Regions from separate parts of the Homo sapiens genome. Here region 2 is linked to region 1. A link is an interaction called in ENCODE POLR2A ChIA-PET data of the cell type or tissue named here. Cell type or tissue: K562. All regions are shown on one strand. Links, peaks and the distances in the headings refer to the core of each region. The heading gives the core; the rest is flanking DNA. Region 1 has its middle 40 kb from the start of CCL28. Region 2 overlaps NIM1K (NIM1 serine/threonine protein kinase).

Evidence for each region. Peaks named below come from ENCODE experiments on the same cell type or tissue, not always from the same donor. Only the 100,000 strongest peaks of a DNase experiment are listed, where the experiment ranks them.
Region 2: POLR2A ChIA-PET joins it to region 1 with 5 read pairs; 2 of 35 experiments call an interaction of 5 or more read pairs at or near these places.

The regions. Positions count from the first base shown.
Region 1 is chr5:43,368,377-43,376,647 of GRCh38, forward strand. It overlaps a transcript of CCL28 not described here. Among named protein-coding and RNA genes, the nearest start is that of CCL28, 40 kb to the right of the region's middle. In K562, for the core only: no CTCF peak of the experiment used is centred there; a DNase peak (open chromatin) is centred at 75.
Region 2 is chr5:43,279,732-43,286,606 of GRCh38, forward strand. NIM1K (NIM1 serine/threonine protein kinase) reads left to right here. Exons shown (of 4, transcript NM_153361.4): 4 at 249-1,119. The coding sequence ends at 998. Among named protein-coding and RNA genes, the nearest start is that of HMGCS1, 30 kb to the right of the region's middle. In K562, for the core only: no CTCF peak of the experiment used is centred there; DNase peaks (open chromatin) are centred at 2,287 and 2,720.

The DNA of each region.
Region 1 (8,271 bases), core at 1-5,000:
AGGTGGCCACCAGCTAAGAACTATATTTCCTTTTTCTCTTGAGGTTGGATGGTCATGTGGCCATGCGGCTAACTGCTGGCCAATGGAATATGAGGGGAGGTGCTATATGCAACCTCTGAGTCATGTACTTTAAAGAAAACAACATTTCCTTTCCCATTCCCATAGCACTCATCTTCCCTGTTATGGGTTGAATTGTTAAAGTCCTAACCCCTACTACCTCAGGGTATGACTTTATTTGGAAATAGAGTTGTTACAGATTTAATTAGCTATGCTAAAATAAGGTCATTAGGGTGGGCCCTAATCCAGTATGACTGAGGTCTTCATATAAAGGGGAATTTTGGACACAGAAATGGACACATGTTGAAAGAAGATGATGTGAAGGGACACTGGGAGAAGCTGGCCATCAGCCATCCACAAGCCAAGGAGAGAGGTGTGGGACAGAACCCTCCTTCACAGCCCTTAGAAGGAACCAACCCGGTTGATACCTTCAGACTTCTAGACTCTGAAACCGTGAGACAATAAATTTCTGTTGTTAAGCCACCTAGTTTGTGGTACTTTGTTATGGCAACCCTAGCAAACTCATACAGCAAGTAAGCCAAGAAGACAGGAGAGTGTCTTTGAGAGGTGGGGTGGGGGGCAGGGGGAGAGAGAAAGAGAGAAAGAGAGAGAGAGAGAGAGAGAGAGAGAGAGAGAGAGAGAGAGAGAGAGAACCAGTAAGACAAAGTCACAATCTTTTATAATTCATTAAAAAACTGACATCCTCTCACTTTTGCTGTATTTTATTTGTTAGAAGCAAATCACTAGGTTCAGCCCACACTCAAGGGAAGGGGATTGCTTAAGGGCCTGAACACTAGAAGGCAGGGATGATTGGGAACCATTTTAGAAGATTCCCCACCAGGCTCATTAGTTGGTTAATTTCTAGTATACCTAAAGCTGATCTTAAAAAATTGAGACAAAAAGTAGAAACAAATTGAGAAAGTACATTCTTGAAATAAACAAAATTGATGTTTCCTGATATGTATGTTATTTTATTTTTTAAATTTTATTTCTTTTCTTTTCTGTTTTTGAGATGGATTCTCTCTCTGCTGCCCAGGTGGGAGTGCAGTGGTGGGATCTTGGCTCACTGCAACCTCCGCCTCCCAGGTTAAAGCGATTCTCCTACCTCAGCCTCCCAAGTAGCTGGGATTACAGGTGTGTGCCACCACACCCTGGCTAATTTTTGTATTTTCAGTAGACGGGGTTTCACCATGTTGGCCAGGCTGGTCTCGAACTCCTGACCTCAAGTGATCCACCCACCTTGGCTTCCCAACATCCTCCTGCTGGGATTACAGGCCCACCACTGTGCCTGGCCTTGATATATATTTTAAGTGTCCACATGTGGCAGCTAGACTCCAAAGATGACCTCCAATGAATCTTACCTCCTGGTATACAGTCCCTTCCCAAATGGAATCTGCCAACTTGTTTTAATTAACTGAATGTGGCACAAGACCTGGCAGCTTCCATGTTTGTACTTTTGGGAACCCTGAGTCACCATGAAAAAAGTTTGGCTACTCTACTAGAGATAGTATGGGAAGAGACCACATGGAGAGGAAAAGACTCTGAGATATGGAGAAAGACTAGATCCTGTGATCCCAGCACCCTGTGGGGCTCAACTTTCCTGTCATCCCCACAAAGTGCTAGATATGGGAGTGCAGCCATCTTGGACTTTCCAGTCCCAACCATCTGACTGTACCCACATAAAAGACTTCAAGTGAGACCAGTATAAGAACTGTCCAACTGAGCCCCAGCTAACCCAGAAAATTTTGAGAAATAATAAATTACTGTTGTTTTAAAGCACTAAATTTTAAGATGGTGAGTTAGACGGCAATATATAATTCAAATACCAGTTAACGAATACATAAACATGTGTTCAGTGCCTCCTCCATGCTATGCTCCTACTTTCTCACACATCATATCGCTTAATCTCTCAACAGTCTTATGAGGTCATGACTACGCATATCAATGCACAGACAATCTGTTGTCTCTTGGTGGTTGGCATGATACACCCAGGAATGGAGCAATATTGCAGACATCTAAATTTTATTACTCCTGCTTCTTCTAATATCTTTACCTGTTTACATACTCAGGAATTTATGGCACCTGGGTTAATAATAAGACAGCTGCCAATGTATTGTGTCCTAGATCACTCAAATGGATCAGGATCTCCCTTCTCCTTCTGAGTTATGTTGCACTGGGTCACTGGGTCACTGGGCCACTGGGCTAAGCACCTTCTTGAGAAGGTCTGATTTTCCATTCACAGAATATGAATCCCATGTCCTCTGGATGTATTCCAGAGTTCTTTTTCTTCCTTTATCTCTCTTTCTCTCTCTTTTTTTTTTTTTTTGAGACAGAGTCTTGCTTTGTTGTGCATGGTGGAGTGCAGTGGCGTGACCTCGGCTCACTGCAACCTCTGACTCCTGGGTTCAAGCTATTCCCTTGCCTCAGCCTTCTGAGTAGCTGGGATTACAGGCACCCACCACCATGACCAGCTAATTTTTGTATTTTTAGTAGAGATGGGGTTTCACCACATTGGCCAGGCTGGTCTCAAACTCCTGACCTCAAGTGATCCACCCCCTTTGGCCTCCCAAAGTGCTGGGATTACAGGAGTGAGCCGCCATGCCTGGCTTCTTTCTCTCTTTCTTTTCTCCTTCTTCTTTTTTCTTAATCTGCTTAAGTTGTCAAAGTTTAATATATATGGAGGAACATATAAGTTACAGCCTGATTAATTTAGTTGTATAACTACACCTATATCAAGCAACAGAACATTACTAGCATCCCCAAATGCCCATCTCTTCCCTCCTTCTAGTCACTACCTTCTCCCCAGAGTAACCATTATCTTAACCAACAGCATAGCTTAGTTTCACCGGTTTTTGTACTTTATATTTATAGAAACGTGTGGAATGGATGATTCCAGCCTCCAAAATTGTCCCCAGTGATCCTCGACTTCTGGTGTTCATGCCATTGTGTAGTCCCCACCCACATGGTATCAGATTTGGTCTGTATAACCTACAGAGACAGGATAAGTCACTTCTAATGCTAGGTCATAAAAATTCTGAGGCTTTCTCCTTTTGCTGTCTCTTGGATCACTTTCTCTGAGGGATTCAGATGCTATGTTGTGAGAATACTCAGACAGCTCATGGAGAGACCCACATGAGGCCTCCTTCTAACAACATGTGAGTGAGCCATCTGAGAGGGGAATCCTTCAGCCCCAGTCAAGCCTTCAGATGCCTGCTGCCCCTGCAGACATTCTAACTGCAACTTCATGAGAGAGCCTGAGCCAAAACCATCCAGCTGAGCCACTCCCAAATTCCTTATCCACAGACACTATGAGATAATAAATATGTGTTGTTTTAAGTCGCTAAGTTTTGGGGTAACTTATTATACATTAATGGATAACTATCTCAGTCTGTTTATGTTATAAAGGAATAGCTGAGGCTGAGTAATTTATAAAGAAAAGAGGTTTAGTTGGCTCACCATTTTGCAGGCTGTACAAGAGCACAAGCATCTGCTGCTTTTGAGGATTTCAGGCTGCTTCCACTAATGGTGGAGGGCAAAGGGGAGCCAGTGTGGATCACATGGTAAGAGAGGAAGCAAGAGAGTGGGGGAGGTGCCAGGCTCTTTTTTTAACAACCTGCTTTCCAGATTAGTAACAGCATGGGAACTTATTCAGTACCACAAGGATGGCACCAAGCCATTCATGAAGGATCTGCCCTAATGACCCAAACACCTCCCATTGGGCTCCTCCTCCAATATTGGGGATCTAATTTCAATATGAGTTTTGGGGGGCAAACATAGCTAACTGTAGCAATAACTAATACTGGCTCATTTGTATCTGGTCTTGTTCTATCAGCATTATGCTTGTGAGATACATCTGTATTATTTCATGAGTCGTTGAAGAGGACTCGTGTCCTTTAGACATCCTTTCTCATTAACACAATTATATTCTTTTTGTTTTGTTTGTTTGTTTGCTTGAGACAGAATCTTGCTTTGACACCCAGGCTGGAGTGCAGTGGGGCAATCTCAGCTCACTGCAACCTCCGCCTCCCAGGTTCAAGGGATTCTTCTGCTTCAGCCTCCTGATTAGTTGGGATTACAGGTGTGTGCCACCATGCCCAGCTAATTTTTGTATTTTTAGTAGAGATGGGGTTTCTCCATGTTGGTCAGGCTGGTCTCAAACTCCTGACCTCAACTGATTCACCCACCTTGGGCTCCCAAAATGCTAGGATTACAAGGGCGAGCCACCATGCCCAGCCAAATGTTATATTCACTATATGCATATAATATTTTGAATTTATCCATTCTACTGTTGATGGACACTTAGGTAGTTTCCAGTTTGGGGGCTGCTATGAACATTCTTTTTTTTTTTTTTTAGAGCTGTTATCTGACTTTATTTTATTTTTTGAGACAGAGTCTTGCTTTGTTGCCCAGGCTGGAGTGCAGTGGTATGATCTTTCCTCACTGCAAACTCTGCCTCCCAGGTACAAGTGATTCTCCTGCCTCAGCCTCCCGAGAACCTGGGATTACAGTTGCACTCACCACCACGCCCGGCTAATTTTTGTATTTTTAGCAAAGATGGGGTTTCGCCATGTTGGCTAGGCTGGTCTTAAACTCCTGACCTCAGGTGATCCACCCACCTCGGCCTCCCAAAGTGCTGAGATTACAGGCGTGAGCTACCATGCCCAGCCTGAACATTCTTATACGTGTGTTTTGGCGAACATATTCACTTAACTAGATATTATTAATACCCACATGTGGAATTTCTGGGTCATAGCATAGGTATATGACTAGATAGTGAAGACAGTTCTCCAAAATGATTTTATTAATTTGCACCTCCTCTCACACACATAAAAGTTCCAGTTGCTCCACATCCTTACTAACGCTTGATTTTTGTGTGTGTGTGTGTGAGATGACGTCTCACTCTTTTGCCCAGGCTGGAGTGCAGTGGCGTGATCTCGGCTCACTGCAACCTCCGCCTCCCTGGTTCAAGTGATTCTCCTGCCTCAGCCTCCCGAGTAGCTGGGATTACAGGCATGTGCCACCACGCCCGGCTAATTTTGTATTTTTAGTAGAGACGGGGTTTCTCCATGTTAGTCAGGCTGGTCTTGAACTCCCAACCTCAGATGATCCACCTGCCTCGGCCTCCCAGAGTGCTGAGATAACAGGTGTGAGCCACCACACCCGGACTAACACTTGATATTTTTATCTTTTAAATTTTAGCCCTTCTGATTGGTCCAGGGTAACTCTCCAAGTAAAGAATCAACAGGGCATCATCTCCTTTCTTCATCTTTTATAATCTCCAAGGCCACTATGTTCCCACATTCTTTCCAAAACTGACTTTTCTCACAGATTGTGCCATTTGTCTTCACTGTGGCCTGCGTTTAGCAAAGTTGGTCTTCCAGAAGCCGTTTCTCCTGTCCTACCTACTGTGCAAAGAAGGTTTTTTAACACACTGATGCATATAATTATGGCCTGGAAGAAAAATGAGCAGAAATAGAGATATGTCTATCTTATAGACAGGCTGAGGGCATGAAAAGTCTGATATTAGGAAAAGCTTGGAAACACTGGAGCCCAGTCACACTGGCTTAATTTAACATAGTTTCCTAGGCCAGGTCTTGGCAGAATTTAACCCTCAGTAGCCTTCTCATTTTTCAGTAGAAGTTGGTCATCTCAAGAGTGCATGACTGCTCTGTGGTGTTTTGTTTTCATTGTAATTGAGCAAATAAGATGTCACTTGCCTACATATATTTATCAATAAATATTTACTGAGTGCCTACCATGTGCTAAACACTGGATGAAGAAAGGAGATGCTGTACTGTTTTGATAAGTTTATATGGAGGTAGAATGGCAAGTATAGAGGCTGCAATATGCCAGTTAATCAGTTATCTGTCAGGAATAGTGAGGAAGAGCATAAGCATGGCATTAGGATGGAATGAGCTTGGAGTCACCCACATTTACCAGAGGGAAACAATGATTTTATCATTGTAAAAACAGTGTGCTAGAATTGTCAAAAGAACATCGAATTAGCTATGTAATTGTGAAACATATACCATAGTTCTATTTATTCTGTGATAGTATAAAAATTCAAGGCTGGGTGCAGTGGCTCACGCCTGTAATCCCAGCACTTTGGGAGGCCAAGGCGGGCGGATCACGAGGTCAGAAGTTCAAGACCAGCCTGACCAACATGGTGAAACCCCATCTCTACTAAAAATACAAAAATTAGCTGAGTGTGATGGTGCACGCCTGTAATCCCAGCTACTCAGGAAGCTGAGGCAGGAGAATCGCTTGAACCTAGGAGGTGAAGGTTGCAGTGAGCCGAGATCGAGCCACTGCAATCCAGCTTGGGCGACAGAGTGAGACTCTGTCTCAAAAAAAAAAAAAAAAAAAATTCAGATCTCACAGGGATGCGTACTAATACTACATTTAGGTCATCTTTGTCCTCCTCTCATTCTCTAGTTAAGCTTCAAAGAATGAGTGAAGCATTTTAGATTGTCTGCTAGCCATCCCAATTTAGATTGAAATAGTGAAGTTTAATGGCATTACCCAGAAAATCCATTTTCTACAAAATGAAAGATCTTTTTCTTTTCTTTTTTTTGAGATGGACTTTCACTCTATTGCCCAGGCTGGAGTGCAATACTGCGGTCTCAGCTCACTGCAACCTCCACCTCCCAGGTTCAAGCAATTCTCCTGCCTCAGCCTCCCGAGTAGCTGGGATTACAGGTGCCTGCCACCATGCTCAGCTAATTTTTTGTATTTTTAGTACAGAAGGTGTTTCACCATGTTGTCCAGGCTGGTCTCAAACTCCTGACCTCGTGATCCACCCACCACGGTCTCCCAAAGTGCTGGGATTACAGGCGTGAGCCACTGCGCCCAACCAATAGTCTTCCTATTAAAAGGAGTAAAAATGCCACTGCACTCCAGCCTGGGGGACAGAGCGAGACTCTGTCTCAAAAAAAAAAAAAAAAAAAAAAAAAAGGAGTAAAAACTCATCTACCAATCCAGGGTAGCCAGAAACAGAAGCACCCATCAGAAACAGACAGAAAGCTAAAAAAAAAAAAAAAAAAAAAAAAAAAGCCATTGCCAACTGATAGAAAAGTCATTGCCCACTTTTAGGGATCTGGAGGCAGACATTTTGAACTCATTTTGAAGGGCACAGCCCTCCCCAGCAATGCAGTTGACGTGAATGCTGTTACTTAAAAATCTTAGAACTATAAAGAGCTTCATATGCACAAGTGGTCATCTCAAGATTTCAAGTGACTGATAAAGGCAAGAATAGTAGGCTATATAAAGAACTTGGGGCCGGGGATGGTGGCTCATGCCTGTAATCCCAGCACTTTGGGAGGCTGAGGCGGGCGGACCCCGTCTCTATCAAAAATATAAAAAATTAGCCGGGTGTGGTGGTGTGTGCCTGTAATGCCAACTACTCGGGAGGCTGAGGCGGGCGGACCCCGTCTCTACCAAAAATATAAAAAATTAGCCGGGTGTGGTGGTGTGTGCCTGTAATGCCAACTACTCGGGAGGCTGAGGCAGGAGAATCGCTTGAGCCTGGGAAGCAGAGGTTGTGGTGAGCTGAGATTGTGCCATTGCACTCCAGCCTGGGCAACAAGAGCGAAACTCTGTCTCAAAAAATTGAAAGGGCTCCTATGATTAAGTCACTATCACATGGATAATTTCCCTATCTTAAGGTCAACTGATTTGTGACCTTAATTACATTTGCAAAATAACTTCACTGCAGCACCTAGATTGGTGCTTGGGAGGTATGTCTATACCAGGGCAGAAAATTTAGGGGTCATCTCAGAATTTTTCCGACTACATTGGTTTTCAATTTTGAAATCTACCTTAGATTCTAGACCAGTTGTTTTCAACTGGGGTTAGAGGAGATTTTTATACCCCTCCCCAGGGGACATTTGGCAATATCTTCAGACATTTTTGGATGTCATCTGGTGGGTAGAGGCCAGAGATACTACTAACCCACCTAGAGTACATGGGAGAGCCCCCCACAACAAAGAATTATCAGCCCAAGATGTCAGTAGTGCCAGGATTGTGAAACCCTGCCCTAAGCAAAACAGGAAAGACAATTATTACTATAGTGCAGAGTTAGAATTATCAACATCAGATATGTAAATGTAAAAGTATAGCTGATGTGACATAACATAGGAGGATAGTGTCATAAGACCAACAGGTTCATACACCCACTGTGCAGTAACAGACTGATACATTGAGACAGCAGAGTTT
Region 2 (6,875 bases), core at 1-5,000, 89 kb before region 1:
TCTGAGTCCACATGTGTGGAACAGACTCCAACCCTTACCACATAGAATAGGAACTTTGGTCTATTTGGGGAGGTGTAGGCATTACATTGGGCTAAAGGTTATGACAGGGTTTGCTATCATGACTTAAGGTGATCCTCACTGAATTTGTTATTCCACCATCATTATCTCACTGTTTCAGAGCAACTGATACATTTTTTATTTTGACATTTTACTGTAAAAATGACTTTTCTCTATGTCTTCTTCCACAGCATGAAAACCAAATTATTCATAGAGATCTGAAAGCAGAAAATGTATTCTATACCAGTAATACTTGTGTGAAGGTGGGCGATTTTGGATTCAGCACAGTAAGCAAAAAAGGTGAAATGCTGAACACTTTCTGTGGGTCTCCTCCCTACGCTGCGCCTGAACTCTTCCGGGACGAGCACTACATCGGCATTTACGTGGATATCTGGGCCTTGGGGGTGCTTTTGTACTTCATGGTGACTGGCACCATGCCATTTCGGGCAGAAACCGTGGCCAAACTAAAAAAGAGCATCCTCGAGGGCACATACAGTGTACCGCCGCACGTGTCAGAGCCCTGCCACCGACTCATCCGAGGAGTCCTTCAGCAGATCCCCACGGAGAGGTACGGAATCGACTGCATCATGAATGATGAATGGATGCAAGGGGTGCCATACCCTACACCTTTGGAACCTTTCCAACTGGATCCCAAACATTTGTCGGAAACCAGCACTCTCAAGGAAGAAGAAAATGAGGTCAAAAGCACTTTAGAACATTTGGGCATTACAGAAGAGCATATTCGAAATAACCAAGGGAGAGATGCTCGCAGCTCAATCACAGGGGTCTATAGAATTATTTTACATAGAGTCCAAAGGAAGAAGGCTTTGGAAAGTGTCCCAGTCATGATGCTACCAGACCCTAAAGAAAGAGACCTCAAAAAAGGGTCCCGTGTCTACAGAGGGATAAGACACACATCCAAATTTTGCTCGATTTTATAAATTGCACTAGACTGCTTGTAACTAACCAAGATGATTGTTGCTGCTTCTAAATTTTTTTCAAGGACAACTTGAGTGGAGACATTTTTGTAATTTTTAAATAAACTTAAATTTGAGATATGCATTTTTTTTCTCCAAAAAGTCTATTAGCTCAGATTCTGGCTTGATTTGGGATCTTGTTTTATTATCAAATTTCAGCATTCATTCATTTAATCAAGAAATATTTATCCAGTGCCTCCTGTGTGTCAGGCACTATTTAAGGTGCTAGGGAAACAGCAAGAAATAAATAGGCAAGGTCCCTCCTCTCATGTGCAGGACGTTCTAGCCCAGGACAAAGGTACTAACAACTACATTTTTTAAAAAAGAGAAAGATCAGTGATAGATGCTATGCAGAGGATTCAAAAAGGGTGATCTGATATCAGAGGCTTGCTACTTTGGATTAGTCATTAAGGAAGGCCACTTTGAGTACATATAAGTTTAAGATCTGAATGAGAAGCAGGAGTGACTTTTACAAAATGCCAGAGCATTCCAGGCAGCTAGGGGTTTCAGACTCAGTTCCCCCCAAAACAGAGCCTAAGACAAAGGCTTCCATATAAAGTAGTTTATTTGGGAACTGATCCCAGAGCACAGGAGTGAAGGACAGAGGAAACAGGGAAAGCTAATACACAGACACATTAGCAAGTTAGCTAGTGCTACAGTTTCTGGTGCTTGGTTTTGCAGGATCCTCAGAGGAGCCTGATGAAACACATCTCAGGTGTCTGCCCTGGGTATGAAAGGGGAAAGCATTTAACCATAAGCTCTTGCTCACCGCTGATCAAGGGTGGCCCTTTGTGTCATCTGCCCTGCACTCCCAGATTGGGCTGTGTGAATGCCAAGTGGGTTCCCTAAGCTTCCCTTGCCTTCATGTCAGAGAAGTCTTGGAGCAGGAGGGAAGAGGTACACCACCAGTACGATACCTCCTTTCTTTGCCTGCTTGTCCACTGGCATGGGGAGCCCAAAGTGACCATGTGACACTTGTAGATTCCAATTCACTGGAGCCCTTATCAAGTCCCCTGATGAAAGCATCCCTGATCCCCTGGGAACCAAACCTTTTAATCTAGCCTAGATTGTAGAAAAAAAAAGAATAGAAATTAATCAAGTGAGTCACCAATTGCGTGATGGTGACAGGAGTCAATCTACTTCCACCTAGTGGTTTCCAGACCTGTGTTTTAATGATAGGGACATGTATCAGTCATTATTAAAGCATGTTACTGAATCCTGGAGGACAGCACCCCAACCCTGCAGGCTGCTGTCTCATCTCTGGTGTCTTAGCTGAGTCATTCCATTGTTCTACTCATGTTGGCTGCTTCTGATGTTGAGGTATATGGTAAGATGAGGGGATCCCGTTGTCATGTGCCCATTGCACCACCTCCTTTATCAAAAAAGTGGTCCTTGAGGCAATGTTTGAGATATCATGACAGTGAGTCAGTTATTCTCTATGTCTTAGTGTGCTTGTATGGAAAGACACATTGCAGGCAGAAAAGGCAAACCCATACCCTGAGATATCAATTCCAATAAGGATGAATCACTCCTGGGCCCATCTGAATTCATGACTCCATGGATCTGATAATGCCCAGCTCATACGTTAACAGCTCTGTTTGCCTAGTCCTCAGTATCTCATAATCAGGTTCTCAGCCTCCACTGGGGCCCAGTAGCACATCGGGAGTCTGAGTAGTTCTGTCGCAGGAAGCATGGCGTTACTACAGGATCCCACAGAGCTGTGCTGTTATCTCTTATTGGGGCTTTCCAGAGGCCCCACACTACACAGCCTGAGTAGCAGTTTGCTCAGAAGCCAAAATTGCTGCAATCTTTCTTTTATGGGATCCACTTGAAACTGGCAGCCGTGTTAAATGGGTGGGAGGAATACACCAGATACAATATATGTGCTTCCAAAGTCCAGAGGGACCTACTAAATCCTATGCCTCTATCTTAGTGTTAAGAGGTGGGAGGTGCAAGAAATTGTTCTTTACTATAGAAGAAATATCTAGGCATGCCTCAACTCATTGGTCTTCTAAACTCTTCATCAATGTGGCATGCCCCAGATTCTTCATAGAGTCTATAATCCACACCCTGGCACATGTAAGCCTTACTAGGGCATTGGTAATACTTGCCACTTCCTGATAGCCAATCCCCCTAGCATGCTCTCACAATATAGTGGGCCAGCATGATGTCCTGTAGAATGTCAAGATGATCAAGGTCCTTTTGGATTATATTGTGATATAGAGAAGGAGATTTAAGATTGTTTTGGGGCAATAGAGTAAATGAGAATCGCTCTCCATCCCAGAGAAATGTGAACTGCTTTTGATCCTCCTTTCTGATGGAAATTTAGAAGAATGAATTTGCCAAATCAATAGCTGCATATCAAATGCCAGAGGCTGCCAGTAAAGATACCACATCCAATATGGCAGCTACAACTGAGACTAGCAGTAGTCCACCATCATTCTCCATTATCCATCTGCTCTTTTTCAGAAGTGTAATGGTAACTTAAATGAGATTATGATGGAGCCCATTACACTTGCATCCCAAAATTTTTTGATGGTGACACTGATGTCTGCCATTCCTCATGTGGATTGCTCATGATTTATTAACATGGCCAGAAAGAGGTTTCCTCTTTCTCCCATAATGGTTGTTACTTCACAGGTCTAAGACCTCCACAGAGGTCTAAGTATATTGATCCCAAATATGTACTTAGAGGTTGGGAGAATAATTCCAAGGTGGGAACCATTATGTGATAGACTTTGGCCAGGACTCCCTTTATCATATGGTTTCCATAACCCCTCATCTACGTACAAAGCCATAATGGTATCCGGTTCTGAAAAATTCTGGGTATGTACATCATATATACTTGTGAAAGCAAGGCCTTTCCTCAAGACCAGTCCTCCTTTTCATTGTGCACTGGATCTGTAAATTGACTTAGCTCTGGAAGCTGATGAAGAGACCGTGATTTTCCCATTGTGACAGGCTACCTTAGCTTTATGCTCACCAGTTTTCCTTGTTTTTTCTTTATTTTGGTCATACAAGTCAAGTAACATAGTAGTCAGCTGTCTCCCAAAATTCCATGATTTATTAGCCATTGTCACAAAGCCCTGCAGATCAAGGCAGCCTGATTGATTTCCACTCCAGCCTTACTGTTTATTATATTGTGTCCACCTGGCCTCTGACATTTAAGTAATAATACATGACCTCTACCATTCTAGTCTCATCATCCCCACTGATGATATCATGCTCAATTCCATGGCAGCATTTCCTACCATCAACCCCTGCCTGCAATGGGCAGCCACCACTGAGCTTTTCTTACGTGCTGCTGCAGCCCTCACCAGTGCATTCTTTTTTTAAAAAAATTATTTTCTATTCATACAGAATTGTACATATTTATGGGGTACATGTGATATTTTGATACATGTATACAAGGTGTAATGATCAAATCAGGGTATTTAGGATACCCCATCACCTCAAACATTTATCATTTTTTGGTGTTAGGAAGACTTCAACTTTTCCAGCTATTTTGAAATATATGATAAATTATTATTAACTGTAGTCACCCTGCTCTGCTATCAAATAGTATAACTTATTCCTTCTAACTGTATGTTTGTACCCATTAACCAACCTGTCTTCATCCTCCACCCCTACCATCCTTCTCAGCTTATTAAGCACCATTCTACTTTCTACCTCCATGAGATCAACTTTTTAGCTTTATATACAAGAACATGTGATATTTGTCTTTCTGTGCCTGGCTGATTTCACTTAACCTAATGACCTCCAGTTCCATCCATGATGCTGCAAATGACATGATTTCATTTTTTTTTTTTTTTTTTTTTTTTTTTGAGACAGAGTCTCACTCTGTCGCCCAGGGTGGAGTACAGTGGTGCCATCTCAGCTCACTGCAACCTCCACCTCCCGGGTTCAAGAGATTCTCCTGCCTCAGCCTCCCGGTAGCTGGGATGACAGTCGCCTGCCACCACGCCCAGCTAATTTTTTGTATTTCTAGTAGCGATGGGGTTTCACCATGTTGGCCAGGCTGGTCTTGAACTCCTACCCTCATGTGATCTGCCCACCTTGGCCTCCCAAAGTGCTGTGATTACAGGCATGAGCCATCACGCCTGGCTGATTTTATTCTTTTTTATGGCTGAATATTCCATTGTGTTTATATACATTTTCTTTATCCATCCGTTGATGGAAACTTATGTTGGTCCCATCTCTGCTATTGAGAATAGTGCTGCAACACACATGGGAGAGCACAGGTATTGCTTTGATATACTCATTTCCTTTTCTTTGGATAAATACCCAGTAGGTGGACTGCTGAATCCCACGGTGGTTGTATTTTTAGTTTTTTCAGAAACTGCTATACTGTCTTCCATGATGGCTGTACTAATTTATATTGCCACCAACTGTGTATAAGAATTCCCTTTTCTCTAGAAAAATACAAAAAGAAAACAAAAAATTCCCTTTTCTCTGCATCCTCACCAGCATTTATTATTGTCCTTTTGATTAGTCATTCTAACTGGGGGTGGGATGCTATCTCATTGTGGTTTTGATTTGCCTTTCCCTGATAATTAGTGATGTTGAACATTTTTCCACTTACTTGGCCATCTGTATGTCTTCTTTTGAGAAATGTCTTTTCAGATCCTTTTCCCACTTTTTAATGAGATTATTATTATTATTATTATTATTATTATTTTTTGCTGTTGAGTTCCCTGTATATTCTGGATATTAGTCCCTTGTTGGATGAACAGTTTGCAAACCAGTGCATTTTACATTGCCTTAGTGAAGGCAATGTCTTCCTGAGGAACATAGTTAGACGGTTGTTCAGTCTCACATAATGAATCCATTCTAACATTCGCACCTCCTGGAACTTTCCAACTCTTTCTTCAATACCATACCAAGGCAGTTCCACCATCTTCACCTCATTTACTGTGTGCCACAATCATAGCCAAGCCTCAGCAGCCATCCCAACAGAATATTATGACCAAATTCAGGTGTTGTTCACTTCTAAGTCATGGGTAAACATTCCTATAGTAATCTTTTTTTTTTTTTTTTTTTTTTGAGACGGAGTTTCACTCTTGTTGCCCAGGCTGGAGTGCAATGGCATGATCTTGGCCCATTGCAACCTCCCGGGTTCAAGCAATTCTCCTGCCTCAGCCTCCTGAGTAGCTGGGATTACAGGCATGTGCCACACGCCCGGCTAATTTTGTATTTTCAGTTGAAACGGGGTTTCTCCATGTTGGTCAGGCTGGTCTCAAACTCCCGACCTTAGGTGATCTGCCTGCCTCAGCCTCCCAAAGTGCTGGAATTACAGGCATGAGCCCCTGTGCCCGGCTCCTATAGTAATCTTTCTTATCCCGCCTTATAGTCTTCCCTCAACTTCCACCTTTGGCTTAACACCCTCAAAATCATTCACACACATTTCCCCCTGGTTCCTGACAGTATGTATCAGGTTCTGCAGTTCCTTCAGTATCTACACTATTTTCCCCGAGACGGAGGTTGTATTTCTCCACTCAGGCTCTACTGAGAAGTCACCCTGGTTCTTGGTTTGGAGAATAATAAGGGTTCTGGAAGAGAATGTGGAGGTCAAGAGCTGCCTCACTGGAAGCCTTGGCAGGGTCTTCAGGCAAGGGAGCATGAGCTGCTTCTGCCAGCCCCACACTAGGAAAATCCAGGTTTGCAATATTTTCAGGGTCATCCACTGTATTACTAACTTAGGTCTCAGTGTCCTATTCTCTTTTTGTCAAACCTAAACTTTCATAAAGGAAAATTGTCAAGACTTAGTATTTTCCAACCTTACAACTAGATACTGGGCCTATTTCAGGTAGTTTTCTCTCCACTGCAGGAGATAAGGCTCTC